Linked DNA regions of Homo sapiens: region 2 is linked to region 1. The links are chromatin contacts, found by Hi-C or POLR2A ChIA-PET in ENCODE. All regions are on one chromosome and are shown on one strand. The core of a region is the stretch at or near the end of the contact, and the rest is flanking DNA. Distances in the headings are between cores, read along the strand shown.

The links. A loop is a pair of places that touch in the nucleus more often than their neighbours do. ChIA-PET counts read pairs that join two places held with the same protein, here RNA polymerase II (POLR2A). Pooled maps may share reads with other maps.
Region 2: a pooled map shows a loop between it and region 1 (2.8-fold over the local background). The contact joins two enhancer-like sites. A Hi-C loop is called at or near these places in 6 of 37 single-sample maps with no recorded cell type and 5 of 50 pooled maps. POLR2A ChIA-PET finds 5 or more read pairs at or near these places in 2 of 52 experiments (OCI-LY7 and Panc1).

What each region holds. Positions count from the first base shown.
Region 1 is chr5:124,919,651-124,922,715 of GRCh38, reverse strand. No RefSeq gene overlaps it. Among named protein-coding and RNA genes, the nearest start is that of ZNF608, 170 kb to the right of the region's middle. RefSeq lists an enhancer at 1,211-1,300. Within about 2 kb of position 1,500, at least 3 of the 41 ENCODE cell types and tissues checked have a DNase peak (open chromatin) inside an H3K27ac peak, as active enhancers do; they include OCI-LY7, where a contact is called at or near this core.
Region 2 is chr5:125,199,239-125,202,303 of GRCh38, reverse strand. The region is part of intron 4 of LOC101927421 (a long non-coding RNA gene); the gene reads right to left. Among named protein-coding and RNA genes, the nearest start is that of LINC02240, 290 kb to the left of the region's middle. Within about 2 kb of position 1,488, at least 2 of the 41 ENCODE cell types and tissues checked have a DNase peak (open chromatin) inside an H3K27ac peak, as active enhancers do; they include OCI-LY7, where a contact is called at or near this core.

The DNA of each region.
Region 1 (3,065 bases), core at 251-2,750:
AACTCAGCATTACCAATCCTGAGACTCAACTGATAAGCACATTCTTTTCCCCCCTTCCACATTAATCCTCTTAAAGACTGTGCTAAGTAATGAAAAGGTGCGATGAAAGAGGCCCCCCTTTTTTATTACAACCATATAAACTGCTTGTGTAAATGTTTCATTAACAAACTGCTGGACTCATATTTAATTTCCTTGGCCTTCCTCCCCGTTCCTCCCGGTACGGTGCTCCTGGGTATGGCATGACTAAATGTGTGATTTACACGTTTCAGAGAAACATTCCCACACTTGAATGCTGTAGCATGACAAAGGAAAGGGAGGGGCTGAGAGAGAGGTGTTGAACCTATTGTAGACATTTTAATTTACAATTCTCTTTTTATGGGCTTTAAAAAGATGAATGACTTGCACTCACTTATCAGTTTATGTTTCATTTCTCAGTTCTTTCTAATAAGTACTGGTCTGCATGTAAGTGCCTTTGGCTCACTCATTTGAGGCTGACCCTTTTGAAGACATAGATATTCTAACATACTAAGAAGAAAAGGAAGATGAATTCCAATGTATATCCAGTGTGCAAAGAACTCTTCTGTGAACAACATAAAGGCCAAAATACATGGCTTACCTTTACTTTGAATATGTCAAATGATGCGGGATGTTTTGTGGAAATATACATCCTGTGTTTTTCCCCGAGGTCATCTAGTTACAATCTGATGTTTTGTTGCTTTAGCTAATCTGGTAAATCCTAACAATGCTTTCATTATCTATTTTAATGGTGGCATCTTAGTATAAAATTAACTTTCCTTTCAGACAAGCAAGATATGCCTGTGGCACCTACTGAATTCGTCAATATCCAGTCACAGGATGTATGAATGTAACTTGAAGATACAGAATCAGTCACTTACAAGAGTAGTTTAAGTTAAATCATGATACAGGAAAAACAGGTTATCACATCCAGACGAGTGCCACTGGGCCAAATTCTTAGAAAATGCATTTACCTTGTATTTGAAGAGATTCCAAACTTTGAAAAATTAATACATCAGTAAACCAAATAGAAATGTAGCCTCTTTATAATACAAGCGTCTTTCCCTGGGTGTCATTCATGTAATTTCAGTTTACTGTGAGCACTCCGGCTGCAGCTGGGGTCACTTGGTCTGGGGAAGAACCGTATCTGGGTCAGTGTATGTAGTTTTGTCTCTAGCGGCGACTATGGTCTCGTTTCAAAGTGAATACATTCATCTGGATCAACAATGCCCTGGGGAATAAACGCTTAAATGTATTCAACCTTAGGAAGAGCTGAAAACATCAATACCTTCATAAAGCCACTTTGATTTGTATTGACTATGGTTGTGCTGCTAATTCATATACATCATTGTTTACTTCACAGAGCTTTTAACATGACTTTTGATTTATAGAAAAAAGTGATTCAATTTCTACCAAGAAGTGGTGAGCTCAGACCTCCCCCAGATTCTTACTTTCTCTCTGATGTGACAAAATTGAAAGAGGAACTATCTTGTCACAGCATAAATAAATTGCTGTCAAACAGCTTATGTGCACTTTTCTTTTAACTTTCATGGTCACAGGTAATAGCAAAGTAGAACGTCCAGATTAAGGGGAATCAATTATCTAAGCATGTTATTAATGTGTTCACAGCAAAAACCATTGATTAACACTGGAGCAAAGACTGTGAGCTAGATGCACTTTCTACTTAGAAGATCTGTGTTAGGCAAAGAAGAAAATTCAACGTACACAGCCATATTCTGCCATTTGTTTAGTGACAAGCCCTAAAAGGTTTTGTTTACAGAAACCACTTGGGCAGACTGCAAAGCTCCACAAATAATGGAACCTGCCTTTAGTAAGAGTTTTAGTTTTGTTTATTTGTTTGATGCTATGTCAAATGGAGAGGAAAAATTCTTTTCTAGCAGCTTATTTATTTCTAAGCCATGAAAATAAATGGCTTTAAAACAAGCTAAATGGACTGAAGTGACTAGAACTGGATTTTGTGGTTTATTGATTAGTTCCCAAACTTATATGAGAATTGAAATATCTTGGATTTTCATGTGTTGAAGTCTTATCCAGAAGTGCAGTAGAGCAAAGATGTTCATTTTGTCAAGAAAAATGTTCGTTGCTCAAGAAGTTGCAGGAAAATAATATTTAAGCAGACACAGAATTGAGAATATAAGAAGACAAAATGAGAATATGATAGCTGGTGTCACTTCTTGGCTATGCATAGACCTGAAAGCACAACATATCTATGGCCCAAGAAAAATTCACAGTTCTGATGCAGACAAACTTAGAAAGCCTCGAGACAGCCCAGACTCGTCAGCATCTCACAGTTAATTAAAGAAGTGAGTGAAGGCATCAAGGCTTGCTCCCTTCTGCCTGAATAATTCACTGCCTGTATCCATTATTAAAACCCGTTACTTCACCACAATGATTCCCAGCTCGAGATGGATTGGTCTCAAAACCGGGAGATAAATTGTAACAAGGCCTACAGCTATATTAATAAATTGAAATGAACATTTATTTGCTCATCTAATTAGAACTGTAGTTTTTCCAAATAGTGTAGTAATGCATTACCTTGACAGGCAGCACTACCTACCTTGTGTGAGATAAAATGAACAGGAGGGCTTTGCCCCAGATTTGGGGTTTCTCTGCATAAAAAGTTCTTTGGTCGCTGCTGTTCCTTTTAAACCATTCATTCTGCCACTATGCTCTGCTGATTCTATCTCTCCAGGATTGATGGGAGCTTAGCTTTTGAGGTACTTCATCAGAGGGCTGCAAAGAAATGTGCATATAGAACATGCATTCTTCTTTTGTCCTGTCTCTTTTTAAAGTGTTGCAGAGGAAAAAAAAAAAAAAAGAATTTAAAGATTTTCTTCACCCCCTCCCCATCTCCATTTCCCTTCATCAGGATTACAAAGCCTTATAGCTCAGAGGTTCAAAGGACTTGTGCTTGGGGTCTGGGAGACATAGGTCTGATTCCTGACTCAGTCACTAACTTTATACAGCCTCAGTTGCTCCCTCTGCAAAATGAAAATAATAATTCCGTTTGTGCAGGGTCCATAGGAAGT
Region 2 (3,065 bases), core at 239-2,738, 280 kb before region 1:
CATTTATATATTCATTCAACATTAATTCACCTAAAAATGTTATTGAGAGCCTATTTTATGTCAGGCTGTATACTAGGGACTGAGGAGAGGAAGATGATTAAGAGTTAGGTCTTACAGAATAACATAGGGGGAGGAAGAAAGATCACAGATAATTACAGTACGGTGTCACAAGTACTGGAATAGACTGTCCAAAGAGAAGAGGCCATGAATAACTAACAGGAGGTGCTGATAAAGCTACACAGAAGAGGTAAGGTGAAACGTGAATTTGGTTTTATAAGGATGCAAAGGATGCAGTAGGAGACAAAGAAGGGGAATATACTTCCAAGTTACACCTTCTACGGGAAATGTGATTCTGAAATAATATTTAGGATTTCTGCAGCTTTGTTATAGTTATTAGTCAGACTTGGTAAATAAAGCATGGCCCAGCTGATTGTTTGGTTAAATCATTTCATGATCAGTGTGGGTCCTCACACAACTATTTTGGCGACAGTCATCAGAGCTGTTGCTAAAGAGATGCTGAAATGAATGGATTGGCCATGTTGCAGCTCAGTTCACCAGCAGATATAGATTCAGAGGCAAAGAAATATACTAGCTGACAGCAGAATCAGGCTTTGCCTTTATAGACCATCCCTCTAGTCTCATACCCATCCAAATGACAAATCCCCCATCTGCTCTCAACCTGCCTCCTGAGCCAGTCATATTGCATCAGAGGCCCTATAAGCCAGCAGCTTCCCAAATTGCCCTGGCATTACAGGGGGATGTCTTGCTCTGTGACACCCCATCTAACTTTGGGAGAAAATTCCCATATTTAGTAATGCCTTGCCCATCTTTTCCCAGCAGTTTTGTTTTTTTTTTTTTTAAAGAGTGAGATCTTTAGGAATCATGTTGAGCTTTGAAAAACAAAAGAATTCCTCAACTTGAAAAATAGAGATAAATTCAGATTTTTCAGACTCCTAAGATTCAATCTTCGGAAGCCACAGCCATACCCCCACTGTGGGGATGGCGGTCACTGTCACAATGGTGAGCCTCCTGTTCAGCTATTTTGTCCTGAAACAAAAAAAAAGAGCTCTGTGATAAATCACATCTGCAAGATGTGTTTCATATGTCAAGCACACATAGCTTCTAAATCAAATGCTGATACATGACTTATTCCGTCAAAAGTAAGCAGAATGCTGTAATTTATAATCATCTTGAAGCACACTGCGGAGAAAATGAAAGCAGACCATTAAATTTTAATGCCTGTTCAGCTCTCTGAAAAAGAGTGTTTCTGGCCACTCTGGAAGCAGGGTAGTGTTTCTCACACCATTGTGCACAACCCCAAAAACAGTCTGTGTTTGCCAACATTTGTGGAAACTAATTGAAAAAATGATTTAGCTGTTAAAAGCAGCCATCAGTCAGGAAGTTCTCACGAGCACAGAGGTGCCTGAAGAGGAGCCAGTCCCGTCCAACGCCCCAGTCCCCCTTAGCTTTTTAACAATCGTCTGTTGTTGTGCAAGCCAGCTCCCCGCAGCAGGGCTGCGAGCGAATATTCATTGGGGTGTCATCTCTGCTTAGACTCTCGTCCTGCACACCTATTCATCTGGGTTAAGTGAACAGCAGCATCAGCTCAAATTAAGCTGGCTTGAAAACAGCCACTGTTAATAATTTCTGCTGTGATTCAACTTAGCTTTGGCTAACAGGTGAAGATGTTTCAAAACGGAGGCAATTACAGCTCTGAGAGTGCTTTCCCGCTGCCTGTGTAATCAGAGGAATGGAACACTAGCTCCTCGCGTGCGTGGGGAAGGGCCAGCACAGCCACCATTGGGCTGCATTCGTTATCTGCTAGATTGAACAAGCTGCCTGCCGGGGACAGATGCTTAGCGCAGTGATTAGAATATAAAGCAGTTGCAAAGGCTGAGGGGATTGGAGTCAGCATCCTTTATCTCAACTTACTACAGGCTTTTCTGGTCAGATAACAAGTCTTCCAAACCGTTCTTTATAGACGAGAAATCATATGTATATCAATGCATGAAGACTCATGCATATTCATTAGCCTGTACCCTGTGTGAATTTTCCATTTAGATGGAGAACTGTAAAAAAAAAAAAAAAAAAAAAAAAAAAGAAGGGGAGGTCTTCAATTCTATGTAAGTTTAGTTCCTTTTATAGCCAAATTTTTATGACAAGGAATAAATGGAGGGAGTAAGTGTTAAATATGTACAATAAAAATGCTTGCCAAATTTACTTCATTATTTTCTGAGATTGAAAAGCCCAATAGTTTTACAAATTTCCAAACAGCTTTCATATTTAAGTTTAAAAAAGAGGAAGATAAGTGAAAACTTTGTATAACCCTAGATTTTCACTTACTCTGTAAGGAAAGAAAACTGAAATTATGTGTGGGTTTTGTTACTTTTTAAATTACAGAGATAGCATATTTCCATCTAGAGGGAAATCTATCATTCTAGCACAAAAGTAATTTTTCACGTCAACTGTGCATAACATCAAATTATAGCAAAAACATAGCTGTATACTTCCTAATTGTGGGAATTTTCATACGGTTTATTTCCAGCCAAACATTTTTCCTCTTCTACTAAAAGAAAATCAAGCAGGCTAAATTGAATTTTTATACATTACAATTTCCTGAAATGTAGTTGTTAATGCCTTCTGATGTGCCTGAAGGCATGAATCTTAAACTACCTTTCTCCCCCCAACCAAAGAACTAGGGAAATGAAAAAGACCCTTTCTGCTACTGGTATTAAATTTCCATCGTATACATTAATCTGCTTTCAGAGTATTCTCCTTCAGTGTATTTTCCATTAAGGGCCTATAATAAAGTCCTTGGTATCTTATGTTTAAAGAGCAATTGATTATAGAGCTGTGTATCCCCAAACTATGCATATTTTCTACAAACCACAGAAAAGCAGGGAGGGGTAGCTGGGATGAAGTAGAGGGGGAGGAGAAGATGGAGGAGGGGTTAGCCACATGCTCACTTTTATTTAACAAATCTGTTAAGAGCTTGGAAATAGTTCTCATTTTATAACACCAAGGTTATACTAAGCAATTTATTTCCAGCTAGGTTTTTTAAATAG